Linked DNA regions of Homo sapiens: regions 1, 3 and 4 are each linked to region 2. Evidence: chromatin contacts called from ENCODE Hi-C or POLR2A ChIA-PET data. All regions are on one chromosome and are shown on one strand. The core of a region is the stretch at or near the end of the contact, and the rest is flanking DNA. Distances in the headings are between cores, read along the strand shown. Region 1 holds the start of CSTPP1 (centriolar satellite-associated tubulin polyglutamylase complex regulator 1). Region 2 holds the start of ATG13 (autophagy related 13). Region 3 holds the start of LRP4 (LDL receptor related protein 4). Region 4 overlaps CREB3L1 (cAMP responsive element binding protein 3 like 1).

Region 1 (3,416 bases), core at 683-3,182, 320 kb after region 2:
TGTCGCCCAGGCTGGAGTGCAGTGGTGCGATCTTGGCTCACTGCAACTTCTGCCTCCCCGGTTCAAGTGATTCTTCTGCCTCAGCCTCCTGAGTAGCTGGGATTACAGGCGTGCGCCACCACGCCTGGCTAATTTTTGTATTTTTAGTAGAGATGGGGTTTCTCCATATTGGCCAGGCTGGTCTCGAACTCCTGAACTCGTGATCCGCCCACCTCAGCAGAAAGTTTTTATGAGGACAAATAAGATTATTTGCAAATAGCTACAAGTTGCTTGGGAATAAAGTAAAATTATCACTTAATAATTACTATGGTATTACCTTATTAATAAAATAGTAAAAAGCCACAGTTATGGAACATATGAACCTCCCATAACCTCAAGCTAGATGGGGGAAGCAGATAAGAAGGCAATTAAAAAAAAATCAGATTTGCTGGACTTCACACCAAATACCAAATTAGTAAATTTGCCTCAAGACACTAAGCCCTGCTCCTACTTTGGCTCTGTCCTTTTAACCTCACCACATCCAAACTTAGAGTGACTCACAGGAGCCTAGAATTGAGACACATATACAATTTTAAGGGAAAGCAAGAATTAGGAGGTTTGAGGCTCCTTACTGGAGGACGCTAAGAATAGGCCACTCGGAACACAAAGAGAAGAACCTCCTCTTTCCTTTTCCTCCCAGTGTAGGTGGTCTACTGGTTTCCCAGTCATTCCTTTGATAGCTTGATTTTGTTTTCTTTGTCTCTTTTTCACAAACCTCACCTTGTTGGAGGGGGAGGGCACTAAAAAAGTGAGGACAGAGTGGCTTTTTCTGCTATGTCTGAACTGTGTCTAGTGCTACAGATCTCTGACCTGTTGTCAGGAGTGGAGAGGGGCGAAAAGAAATATTTAGGAACTTGAAAACCAGTGAATATTCTCTTAAAGAAGAAGTGAGCAATTGGGCATATAGGGAAAAAAATCTAACTGGTGTCCTCGTTTCTGCAGCCCCTCTCCCTCAAGAAGAGCAATGTCTTGGTAGGAAAAAGGAAAGACACCTGGGAAAGGTACCAAATAGTAAGGGCTAGGAATAGAAAGAAGAACCAAAGATAAAAAGGAATTGAGCCTGGGCGCGGTGGCTCACGCCTGTAATCCCAGCACTTTGGGAGGCCTGAGGCAGGCGGATCACCTGAGGTCGGCGGATCACCTGAGGTCAAGAGTTTGCAGACCAGCCTCGCCAACATGGTGAAACCCCATCTCTACTAAAAACACAAAAAATTAGCCAGGCGGAGTGGCGGGCGCCTGTAATCCCAGCTACTTGGGAGGCTGAGGCAGGAGAATCGCTTGAACCCGGGAGGCGCTGGTTGCAATGAACCGAGATCACGCTACTGCACTCCAGCCTGGGCGACTGAGTGAGAATTGAGAAGAAATGGCAATTAGTTCAGAGGACTTAATGAGTACCTTTTGTGTGTCCAGCCGTCATAGGCAGAAAAGACACATCTCTGACCTCTAGAAGCATCCAGGGTATATGCATACGTAAGCACTTTGTAGCAATTTAAGATAGTAAATACCAAAGAGATAAAAATAGCTAATGGGATACTAAGTGTTTATGGGGGCCAAAGGGCGGGGGCTATTACTGAGTTAGGATAAACAGTGTATAAAAGCAGGGATAGTTATGAAATTCAGAAACTGCGTATATGGGCGGCTGACAGTAATTCTTCGACACTGGGAAACATAACGGATTCAAAAGAATTCTTCATCTCAGATTCCTCTAAAACCAAGTCTTCAAGAATGGGAGTCCAAAGAAACCTGGACCATCGTGAAGCGACTGCCCCCGGAACTTGAGTGGCCAGCTCCACTTTGCGACACGGAGACTGTTTGTGTGACACCTCCTCCAGCTCCCGTCCCCCTTCCGCCGCGTGGGTGCCATGGCAACGGAGAGAGACGGCAACCTGGGTTCCGGAAGCCGGAGAGCTGGAGCTTTGAAGCCACCCCGGTCAAAGGATGCTGAGTCCGGAGCGCCTAGCCCTACCGGACTACGAGTATCTGGGTAGGAACCCCCTTTAACTTTGGGGAGGGAAAGACGTGCAGACGAATTAGGCCAGGGTCTGGGAGGAGGCGGGGGCGGGGTCTGAGTGGGATCGGGTCCGGGTGGTATGGGGAGGGGCGGAGAGGCGGGGGTTCCAGGGCCTGAGCCTGTAAGGCCGAGCAGGAAGGAAAAAAGCACCTGGGAAGTAAAGAATGTTTGAAGTGTAGGGGCTGGAACTCAGGCAATGTGGATTGTGTTCAAATGGGTCAGGTTGGCGTTGAGGATTTGGGGCCCTGTTGGGGTATTATTGATATGCTGGTAGTGGAGTAAGAATAACCTTGGAACCTCAAGTGCCAAATCAGTCAGCGAACATTTCGAGCTTTTCTTTTTCATTAGGCACTGTGCTAAGCATTTTTCATGCATCATTCTTCATTTGAATTTCTCAACAGCCCTAGGAGGAATTACCGTGTTTTCTTCCAGTTTTGCAGGTGGAGAAACTGGGGCTGAAGAGGTAACTTGCGTTAAGTTAGGCCACACAGCTAGAAAATGGTAGCGCTAGGATCAGAACCGGATTTGCCCACTCCAACAGAACTTGAGATATTGACTTGGCTCTTGAGCTAAGACTGTATATGTAGTACTTTGTTGAGCATCTTTAGTGTATAAGGCATTTAATGAATGAAAAAAGGCACACACACGCATAGATATGTACACACACACACATATGCACACAATACACATTTTATTTTATTTTATTTTTGAGACGGAGTCTAGCTCTGTCGCCCGGGCTGGAGTGCAGTGGCGCGATCTTGGCTCACTGCAAGCTCCGCCTCCCGGGTAGCTGGGACTACAGGCGCCCGCCACCTCGCCCGGCTACTTTTTTGTATACTTAATAGAGACGGGGTTTCACCGTGTTAACCAGGATGGTCTCGATCTCCTGACCTCGTGATCTGCCCGCCTCAGCCTCCAAAAGTGCTTGGATTACAGGCGTGAGCCACCGCGCCCGGCCACAATACACATTTTAAATAATTCATAGACTTTTATTTTTTTAAAGACGTTTTGTTTTGTTTTGTTTTGTTTTTTGAGACAGAGTTTCTCTCCTGTTGCCCAGGCTGGAGTACACTGCAACCTCTGCCTCCCGGATTCAAGCGATTCTCCTGCCTCAGCCTCCCGAGTAGTTGAGATTACAGGCATGCGCCACCACGCCAGGTTAATTTTATATTTTTAGTAGAGACGGGGTTTCACCATGTTGGTCAGGCTGGTCTCAAACTCCTGACCTCAGGTGATCCGCCCACCTCGGCCTCCCAAAGTGTTGGGATTACAGGCGTGAGCCACTGCACATGGCGAGAAGTTTTAAGTTTACAGAAAATTGAGCAGATAGTACGGCGAGTTCCCATATACCTTGGGTCTCCCTCAC
Region 2 (3,012 bases), core at 3-2,502:
TGCAAGAACGTATTTTTAAGAAAGTATCAGAATCCAACAGCTAACCACAGTTAAATGGCTCTGCCATTTATAATCTTCTCTCTGTAAATGTTAAAAGAAAAAACATTAGGAACCTACCAAAGACTTTAAAGTGACTCAAAGGCTGGAGCAGCTCCTTTTCTACAAATTTCCATTTTGTTGAGGCAAAACGTACTGTACTTACAACTCCGGATTTTTCTCCACTAACTCATGGCTGCACGACAGGCTTGCTCTGATTCAAGGATAATGGGAATTCAATCTTTGTGGCTCATTTAATGCTTGGCATTTCAATTGAGAACACCAAAAGAATAATGGAGGTGATGACATAATTATTCACAAGGTAAAAGAGGTCGGCTTCTAACTATATAGGCCAAGAAGCAGCTGACATATGTCATAACCACCTTGGGTAAGAATTGGTCACGGGTTTCATTATCCAAAGACTTCTGGTTTCACCTGACAAATACAGGACAGATGCTGGGGTGTTCAAACCAGTCTAACAAGAAAAGAAGGGGCAAAAAAAAAAAAAAAAAAAAAAAAAAAAAAACAACCAAAGTCCACAACCCAGCCTTATGGACGTACACTGTGTGCTGTAACAAAAGGCTTTTCCCTCACTCCAAGAACTCCAAATCGTGAACCTGAGGGCCAGGAAGTACGGAAGACCAGACACATTGGAAGTCGGGAGCGAAAAAGAGGCTGGCCGAACCAGGTTTGGGAAGCGACTCTGCCACTTTTAAAGGGCACCCTAAAAACGGATGTCAAAGTCTGATTGCGCCGGCCACTCAGTTAGCCCAGGCCCGTCACCCACCTCTCCGCGGCTGCCAGGTTACCAGCCACACTTCCCACCCACCCAGCCGGGTTGGGCCCTCCTCCGGAACCGGCGACTGCACAGAGGCCGCCACGGCGCGCAACAGCGGCACCGCCCCTTCCGCGTCAGCGCCCGCCCCGCGCCGCGCCCTCACTGCCGCTGCCGCGGCTACCTGCGGTTCATCTCCGCACATTCCACACGCGGCCCAAACGGTCTCTCTCTCTCTCTCTCAAACACCGCCTTTCCGTCTTTGTTTTATCTTGAGTAGCTTAGAAAGATTGGAGAAGAAAGCTTACGTGGAATGAAAATCAACTTTTATGGATATTTTGAGGACTAAAAGAATAAATAGGGCGTCCGTACTGTAGCGAAAGTGCGACTAAGGTTAGGCATCTGGATTTCCCCCGTAGCCCTCTTTCACCCCCCCCCCCCGGCCATTACCGAAGCGGATGAAAACAAACACTAACGATGGCGGCGCCGGGAAGCGACCGGCTGCTGGGCTTAAGGCGGGAGTGACCGCTTAACCAGTGAGGGAAGCACTGAAGAGCGCCAGTCGACGTGGGTGCGACAACTCGCGGAGTCTTAGGAGCAAAACGTCTGGGGCCTGCGAGCCAGGACCCTTCTGAAGCCTTAGGTGTCTATCGGCGACGTGTACGGTCACTGCAGCTCCGGAGCGCGGAACCCTCAGCCAGGAGGCGCGGCTGGTCGGTCCCAGGTCCCGGCCTCCGTAATGAGAGCCCGGAACCACTCTTTGTGCCGCAGCTTCGCAGGTACTAACTTTTGCGGGGGATACCCCAAGATCTCTCAGCGCCCCCGGGTGGGAGGCTGTGGATCTGCGGCCCCTTGGCTGCTGCTTCGTGGAAGTAGAAGGGATTAGCCACGGTTCAATCCCCTGGGCCCCTGAGTTTTCTGTGGGAAGTTGAGTTGGTCTAGGCCCCGTTGGCCCCTGCTTGTTTGGCAGAGAATCCCCTCCACCCCAGAGCTTTCCTCTCCACTTTTTCAGCTCCTTGGGTTAGGTCGTCAGGCGTTTTGGAGGTAATTTGGGGGGCCATAACTCCGGGGTTGGGTGCCAATATGAGTGAGGTAGGTTTTCATTCAATCAAGATTTGCTGAGTGCCAAATATGTACTCCGCGTGTAGGTGAGGGTGACTGTTGACTAGTGAAAAAAGGGACCCATGGTTCACGACTGTCTTCTTACTGGCAGTGGAACGACCTGTGGAAACCTGTGATCCATTCTCATTAAATAAATCTCTGGGTAAGTGGCTAAGCACCTTCTTGAGCTCATCACTAATTCTTCCCAGTTTTCACTTTTCCAGTGAGTTCCCAGTTAGCCTGGTCAATTCAGCGTAGCATTTCACTTTTGGTATTTCTTCGTTCTCTGGCCACCCCGCAGCCAAAAAGAAAAAAGAGATTTTAAAAAATTACCTATTTTCTCATTACACTTAGTTTAAAACTCATCTCCTAAGGTGATAGAATTTATTGGACACCTTTAGTGGGAGATGTATTATAATAAGAAACAACAAGCTCTTCCTTTACACTAAATTAGCTTCCAGATTTTGTGTGTTGTTTTATGACTGTTAGTCCTTTTCATGTGTGCATGTAGTGGCTCCAGCTCAATTATGAGGTTTTTTTTTTGTTGTTTTCAACTCTCCATTTATCAGCTCAGGAGAAGTCTTTTAGTTTTTTAGATTTTAAAATTTTTATTATTATTATTAGAGATAAGGTATTGCTGTGTTACCCAAGCTGGAGTACAGTGGCGCCTTCATAGCTAACTTTAATCTCAAACTCCTGGGCTCAGGGAATCCTCCCACCTCAGCCTTCTAAAGTGTTGGAGTTACATGCATAAGCCACAGAGTCCGGCCCAGGAGCTTAATCTCGAAGGAAGTTTACTTGAACTTTAGGTGTGGAATATTCGAAAGTAACTTCCAACATGGGGTGTGGAGCTAAGTAAGATGAATTTACATAAACCGTCATTTTTCCTGCATGTGCTTAGTGGAGGAGAGTGCATAGAGTTGCTGGTCATTGCTTCCTATCAAATTGTGGAAACCAATAAAAACTGAAAATATTCTGCGAGAGAATAGAGGTACTGTAGCCAGGAGGAATGCAAAGGAGGCTGCCCAGAGGGAATCAAACCTTTCTAAAGTTTGGGTTTTAAATATTTAAAAGGATTTTAAGTCCCTAAAGGGATTTAA
Region 3 (3,056 bases), core at 277-2,776, 300 kb after region 2:
AGAGAGGACGCGGAAAAAAGCCCCTGAAAACCCACAGGTAGTTTAAATAAGAGACATGAAAACTCTGTTTTGGATTTGGGAGGTAAACCAATCTTTAAAACGAGTGCCTAGACATCTCCACGCCCTGCCAGGCAAGTTCGGAAATCTGCACTGACTTTTTCCACACGAGCTGTCCTACGTGAAAGAAAGAACCGGTAAAAGACCAGGCAGGGTCTCCAGACCCCTCCATTCTGAGCCCCAGCTCCCTTCATCGGGGCTGCGAGGCAAATGGGGAGACTCGGAACTCCCGCCACGATGAATAGCGATGGGTGAATAGGGCTGGGGTTCAAAGATCAAAGTTCTTTGATCTCTGGGCACAAACTAGGGAAAGCTGCTCAATCACGGGGTGCACCCAGGGTCGTTAAGAGCCCGCGGAGAAGCAGATTCCATCGGAGCCCTAGTCCCACACAACAGGGGGTACGGGCACCAAGGAGTCCTGCTGCAGCCGTCCAGCTCCCCCGAGGGCTGGGACCCTGCCGCGAGGGCCCGGCGGCTGCCTTCTGGGGTTCAGGGTTACCGGCCCCCTGCCCCCCTACCCCAGCCAGGGCAGATCTGCGGGAGCCTTCCAGCAGTTTCTTCCCTATATTCCTCCTCAGCCCCCTTTCCAACCACCTCCCTTTAGGACGATCCAGGGCTGGAAGCTGACTGGCCGCAGCCAAGAGAGGGACCCCGAAACACCGCCGAGGGGAGATGCTGCCCGCAAACAGTGCCCCAGAGCCCCTTGGTGGGAGCAAGACCTGGAGTCCGGGAATCGTTCTCCGAGTAGAGGAATCCCGGTGCCCAAGTACCAGATTCTACCGGGGCCTCTCTCCGCAACCCGCCCGAGCCCCCAGCCCCAGGAAGGAGGGCTATTTACAATTTATGGGTTTAGCGACCCTCCTCACCCGCCTCCCTTTCTTCGCACGCATTCATTCGCACCAAGGACACAGAGCCCCCGACCTAACCTGAAAGGGAAGCAGCCCCCGCTCTTGAAAGAGCAGCGAGGGAGGGCGAGCGAACGAACGCCCCGGACCTTACCCGCGCCCCGGCCCAGACCCGCGCCCCGGCCCAGACCCGAACCCGCGGAAGCGCCTCCGCTGATGCCCCCGCTCGGACTGCTGGAGCCGGGGCCGCTCCGGGTCCTCTCCCCTGCACGCAGCCCCAGGGCCACGGCTAGGAGCGAGGGCGAGGGGTCTCAGGCCCCGGCCCGCGCCGTCCAGGTCCCGGGAGGCGAGTCCTGCAGCGGCCGGACCCAGGGACAAACTTTCCCGGCGGGCGCCGCTTACCGTGTGCGCAGAGCAGGGCGCCAAGCAGCAGCGCGCCCCACTGCCGCCTCATGGTGCCGCCCGCGCCGCTCGCCCGGGGTCCCGCCGGCTCCCGCCGGACGGCGCGGCGGAGAAGCCCGCGGAGGGTCCCCGAGGGGGAAGCGTCCCGGGTGCACGGCGGCCTGCGCGCCCCGCAAGTCGCCCTCGGGCCGCCGCCGCCTCCAGTGCTGCCAGAGCCGACGCTGCCCCGCCAGGGGACCGGGAGGGGGTGTCCCGGGCCCGACCGCCCCGCCCCCCGCGCCGCAGCCCCGGCCACCGCCACCGCGCCTGGGCCCGCCCCCAGCGCCGGCCCGGCCCCTTCCCGCCCTCGGCCCCGGCTCCCTGGTCCCCCGACCCCACCCGCCGGCGCCTCCTGCGCGGGGCCCCGCTCCTCCTCAGGCCGCCCCCACATTCCTGGCCCGAGAGAGAGCCCCCTCCCTGTCGCTATTACTACTGCTTAAATTTCCCTAACTTAAAAAAAAAAAATTATCCTAGCAGCAAGTCTCGCCCCCGCTCACTCCAGCTCTATGCTTCAGACGAGCACCTGAGCTGACCCAAGTCGCCTGGACGTGACCCTGCCCCCGCCTACCGGCCCCAAGTCCAGACTTTTTTGATGTCTGCGAATACGCAAGGCTTGTGGATGCATAATCCTCTTGGGTCTTTATTGACATCAAACAAGGGACATCAGGGGGCCTGGAGTGCTGTATCTTAACTGGCGTTCTCACTGTCAAAATTCCTTTTCGGAGATTTTCTTCTCCCTGGCCTCCCCCGGTCTAGGCAGCGTTGTTCTAGGGCTAAATAATTCACCGACCCCCCCGCCCCTTTTCATTCACTCATTTCCTGAGATGGTTGTCTGGGTCCTGTTGCTCCAGCTCAGAGGCCCAGATTCGGCCCATACAGACTTAGTTCCTCCTTGCTGTCTTTGTAAATCACTGTTGTTAGCCTCTTCACCTTCTTTGACTTTCTGATCCTGACAAGGAAGGGAGGGGGTCAGGAAAGGAGTCCTCATGGGCAGCTGCACTCCCACAAAGCCCTCAGCCTCCTTCCAGCCCCAGTCTGTAGGTCCTTCCCTCAGATTTAACTTTTGATTTACTGCATAAAATCATAAACTTGTCTCTAGTCTTCCTTCCTTTTGTGGTCTACTCTCCCTAATGCATATTAATAATACGGATTAATTTCACCACCTTCCATTTTTCCAGGTTGAATCTTGTTTTGTTCCTTTTGCCCAAATGCCCAACTTTCTGATGGCCCAGTATATCGCTTTTTTCCCTCCCAGCTGATATGCCAGCATTTCTTGGGCTTGGATCATCTATGGATTTCATTAACTCACTTTCCTCACCAGTAAATAGAGTCAGGAAGACCCAAATGCCCCCTGTTAGCTGAGGGGAAAGTAATTTGGCATAGTGCAAAGTGGTTATTAGATTTCTCTAAATGGATACATTGACATTTCATCCTTGCTTGTTTTTTTCAGTACTTTCACTTCAAATTACCATCTTTTACCAAAGCTAACATGAACCATACTTTGCGACAGCAACAACAACAACATAAAAGATGTAAGGTGTTAACTCCTTGTTAGGCAGTAGTTTTCTATATCGTTTTGCCTGAAATTTTTATCCAGATGCAATGTGGTTGAACTAGCATCACCATGGTAACTATTACTGAAGCATTTTCTGGGTGTGTAGTTCTTCTTGCTGACTGAAGGCGGCAGTAGCGTCAGGTCAGGCTTACATGATC
Region 4 (2,942 bases), core at 119-2,618, 300 kb before region 2:
CTCTGGGCCCCTGTTTCTTCGTCTAAATGGGGATGATAGAAACATTATCTCATAGGGCCAGGCACAGTGGCTTACGCCTGTAATCCCAGCATTTTGGGAGGCGGAGGCGGGCAAATCACTTGAGGCCAAGAGTTCGAGACCAGCCTGGCCAACATGGTGAAACCCCCATCTCTACTAAAAATACAAAAATTAGCCGGATGTGGTGGTGCATGCCTGTAATCCCAGCTACTCAGGAGGTTGAGGGAAAAGAATCACTGGAACCCGGGAGGCAGAGGTTACAGTGAGCTGAGATGGTGCCACCGTACTCCAGCCTGGGTGGCAGAGTGAGACTCTGTCTCAAAAAAAAAAAAAAAGAAAGAAAAGAAACATTATCTCATAGGATGGATGTGAGGGTATTAATAAGATCCTGCGAATAAAGGATCCAGCCTGATGCTTGGCATTTAGAAATGTGCAATTCATGTTAGCTTTTATTCTTCTTTCATTATTTTTATTTATTTATTTTCTTGAGATAGGGTCTCACTCTGTTGCCCATGCTGGAGCGTAGTGGGGTGATCATAGCTCACTGCAGCCTCAAACTCCTGATTCTCCCCCCTCAACCTCCTAAGTAGCTAGGACCACAGGCGCACACCACCACCCCTGGCTAATTTTAAGTATTTTGTAGAGACGTGGTCTTGCTGTGTTGCCCAGGCTGGTCTCCAGCTCCTGGACTCAAGCATACCTCCTGCTTTGGCTCCCAAAGTGCTGGGATTATAGGTGTGATCCACTGCACCTGGCCTTCTTTCATTATTTTTACTTTTTTATTTTTATTTACTTTTTTTTTTTTTTTGAGACACAGTCTTGCTCTGTCGCCCAGGCTGGAGTGCAGTGGCACAATCTCGGCTCACTGCAACCTCCGCCTCTTGGGTTCAAGCAATTCTCATGCCTCAGCCTCCCAAATAGCTGGGATTACAGACGTGTACCACCACACCCGGCTAATTTTTGTATTTTTAGTAGAGACAGGGTTTCACTATGTTGGCCAGGCTGGTCTTGAACTCTTGACTTCATGTAATCCTCCTGCCTCAGCCTCCCACAAGTGCTGAAATTACAGGCGTGAGCCACCACACCCCACCATTATTTTCATTCCAAATTCCTGATAGTGCCCAGCCATGAGCCTGTGGTAGGTCTTTAATAATTATTTGCTGGGATTAATTACAATAACCTAGACAACAGCCTTGGTATGCAGCAGGTGCTCAACACAAGACTTTTTCCTTCTTTCCTTCCTTCTCCCCCAGCTTCTCCAGCGGGATCCAGCCACTCCTCTGTTCCCTGATTGGCCTGGAGAATCCCACCTGACCCCCCACCCCACCCCTCTGTCTCTGGCTGGGGTTCCTTTCTGGCCCAAAGTAGGTCCAAGCCCTTGTAGTTATTTCGCCACCTGCTGTACATTGTGGGAACTGCAACCCCTACGTGCCCGTTTGGGTGGAGAGAGATTAAACATTTGCCCACCAAGCCTGTGCTGAACGCATTCTGTATGCACCCAGAAGATTCCACGCTGAGTGGGACCCGGTCCTCACCCTCAGGGAGGCCACAGTTAATAAAGGAGACTGATGTGGAGATATATAAATAAACGAAGTGCCGTGATAAAAGCAAACACAGCAATAAAGCAAAAATGGCTGGGCACGGTGGCCCATGCCTGTAATCCCAACACTTTGGGAGGCCGAAGCGGGTGGATCACCTGAGGTCAGGAGTTCCAGACAAGCCTGGCAAAACCCCGTCTCTACTAAAAATACAAAAATTAGCCGGCATGGTGGCGCACGCCTGTAGTCTCAGCTAGTCAGGAGGCTAAGGCAGGAGAATCACTTGAACCTCGGAGGCGGAGGTTGCAGTGAGTCGCAAACGCACCACTGCACTCCAGCCTGGGTGAAAGAGCGAGACTCTGTCTCAAAACAAAACAAAACAAAAAACCTAACAAAAACAATAGCTACCATTTACTAGACACTCACTACATACCAGGCACTGTGCCAAACAGCTCCTTCTTATCAGCTCAGGGTGCTGGGGGTGCCAGGGAGGGAAGGTCAGTGAAACTGTGGCAGGTGTCGGTTAAGCAAAAGAAGGCTGGCATCTGTGCAGCTGGGGGCAGGCCTTCCCTCCTCCAACCCCCTTGGCCAGGAGCATCACAGGGCAGGCCTGAGCTTCCACAAGGTGACCCAGCCAGTCACCATGAGGCAGGCCCCAGGCGCCAGGCCACTCTGCAGAGGAGCCACGCAGGAGGTGACCTTTCCTATCTTGACTGAAACGGGCACCTGGCGTGGAGGCCAAGTCTGGAGCCAGCCCCCTAGGAGAGCTCCAGGAGGCAGAGATGCCTGCGGGGTCAAAGCCTGCCAGCTGACTGCTGTGCCCTCCTCAGGACCCTGCTCCAGCAGCTGCAGAAACTCCAGACTCTGGTCACCAACAAGATCTCCAGACCTTACAAGATGGCCGCCACCCAGACTGGGACCTGCCTCATGGTAGGTGTGGCTCCCTCCACCACAGACCCACAGGAGGAGAGTTCTTCCCAAGGCTGGCTTTTTCCAGGGTTGGGCAGAGCTTTAAGGATCGGTAACATCGTGGGCAGCGTCCCAGGGTACACCATCCTGGCGCCTGGTGGGCTGGTTCTAGCAGACTCCAGACTCCTTCTCCAAGCCCATGGTGCCTTCTGCCTCACACCGGTCCCCGACTGGTTAACACAGTGTAGATGTGTAGGTGACTCCAGTGGCCCCAGCTAGGGGACAGCTGGGCAGGTTCCTTGAGGAGGCGGCTTCCACAGGCCTTGTGCAGGGAAGGGCTTGGGGAGACTCAGGGAAGAACGGACATGGTTCTTTCTGGAACAGATGGCAGTGAAAAGGCTGAGGAAACCCCTGGAAACCCGGAAGGCTCCCAGGGCGTGTTTCAGACCTCTTCCAGTCCCTCTTCTATCTTCTTCT

The links. Hi-C counts contacts between places; a loop is a spot of excess contacts on that map. ChIA-PET counts read pairs that join two places held with the same protein, here RNA polymerase II (POLR2A). Pooled maps may share reads with other maps.
Region 1: a loop to region 2 is called in a map of CD8-positive, alpha-beta T cell, with 39 times the contacts of the local background. The contact joins the promoter of CSTPP1 here to the promoter of ATG13 in region 2. A Hi-C loop is called at or near these places in 2 of 168 maps with a recorded cell type or tissue (CD8-positive, alpha-beta T cell and naive thymus-derived CD4-positive, alpha-beta T cell) and 9 of 50 pooled maps. POLR2A ChIA-PET finds 5 or more read pairs at or near these places in 4 of 52 experiments (HCT116, activated CD4-positive, alpha-beta T cell and activated T-cell).
Region 3: a pooled map shows a loop between it and region 2 (3-fold over the local background). The contact joins the promoter of LRP4 here to the promoter of ATG13 in region 2. A Hi-C loop is called at or near these places in 2 of 50 pooled maps. POLR2A ChIA-PET finds 5 or more read pairs at or near these places in 3 of 52 experiments (WTC11, activated CD4-positive, alpha-beta T cell and activated T-cell).
Region 4: a loop to region 2 is called in a pooled map, with 2.9 times the contacts of the local background. The contact joins the enhancer-like site here to the promoter of ATG13 in region 2. A Hi-C loop is called at or near these places in 1 of 50 pooled maps. POLR2A ChIA-PET finds 5 or more read pairs at or near these places in 4 of 52 experiments (CD8-positive, alpha-beta memory T cell, HCT116, OCI-LY7 and 1 more).

What each region holds. Positions count from the first base shown.
Region 1 is chr11:46,934,829-46,938,244 of GRCh38, forward strand. CSTPP1 (centriolar satellite-associated tubulin polyglutamylase complex regulator 1) reads left to right here and starts at 1,933. Exons shown (of 9, transcript NM_024113.5): 1 at 1,933-2,023. The coding sequence starts at 1,978. RefSeq lists an enhancer at 1,791-2,000.
Region 2 is chr11:46,616,301-46,619,312 of GRCh38, forward strand. It overlaps ATG13 (autophagy related 13), which reads left to right and starts at 1,253. Exons shown (of 19, transcript NM_001346311.2): 1 at 1,253-1,590. HARBI1 (harbinger transposase derived 1) reads right to left here and starts at 927. Exons shown (of 3, transcript NM_173811.4): 1 at 824-927; 2 at 1-81. RefSeq lists an enhancer at 1,060-1,239 and a silencer at 1,219-1,513.
Region 3 is chr11:46,917,024-46,920,079 of GRCh38, forward strand. It overlaps LRP4 (LDL receptor related protein 4), which reads right to left and starts at 1,527. Exons shown (of 38, transcript NM_002334.4): 1 at 1,305-1,527. The coding sequence starts at 1,356. RefSeq lists enhancers at 1-588, 1,752-2,256, 2,951-3,056 and silencers at 1,092-1,261, 1,272-1,451, 1,462-1,691.
Region 4 is chr11:46,313,900-46,316,841 of GRCh38, forward strand. It overlaps CREB3L1 (cAMP responsive element binding protein 3 like 1), which reads left to right. Exons shown (of 12, transcript NM_052854.4): 9 at 2,387-2,486. Among named protein-coding and RNA genes, the nearest start is that of DGKZ, 32 kb to the right of the region's middle. Within about 2 kb of position 1,369, at least 5 of the 41 ENCODE cell types and tissues checked have a DNase peak (open chromatin) inside an H3K27ac peak, as active enhancers do.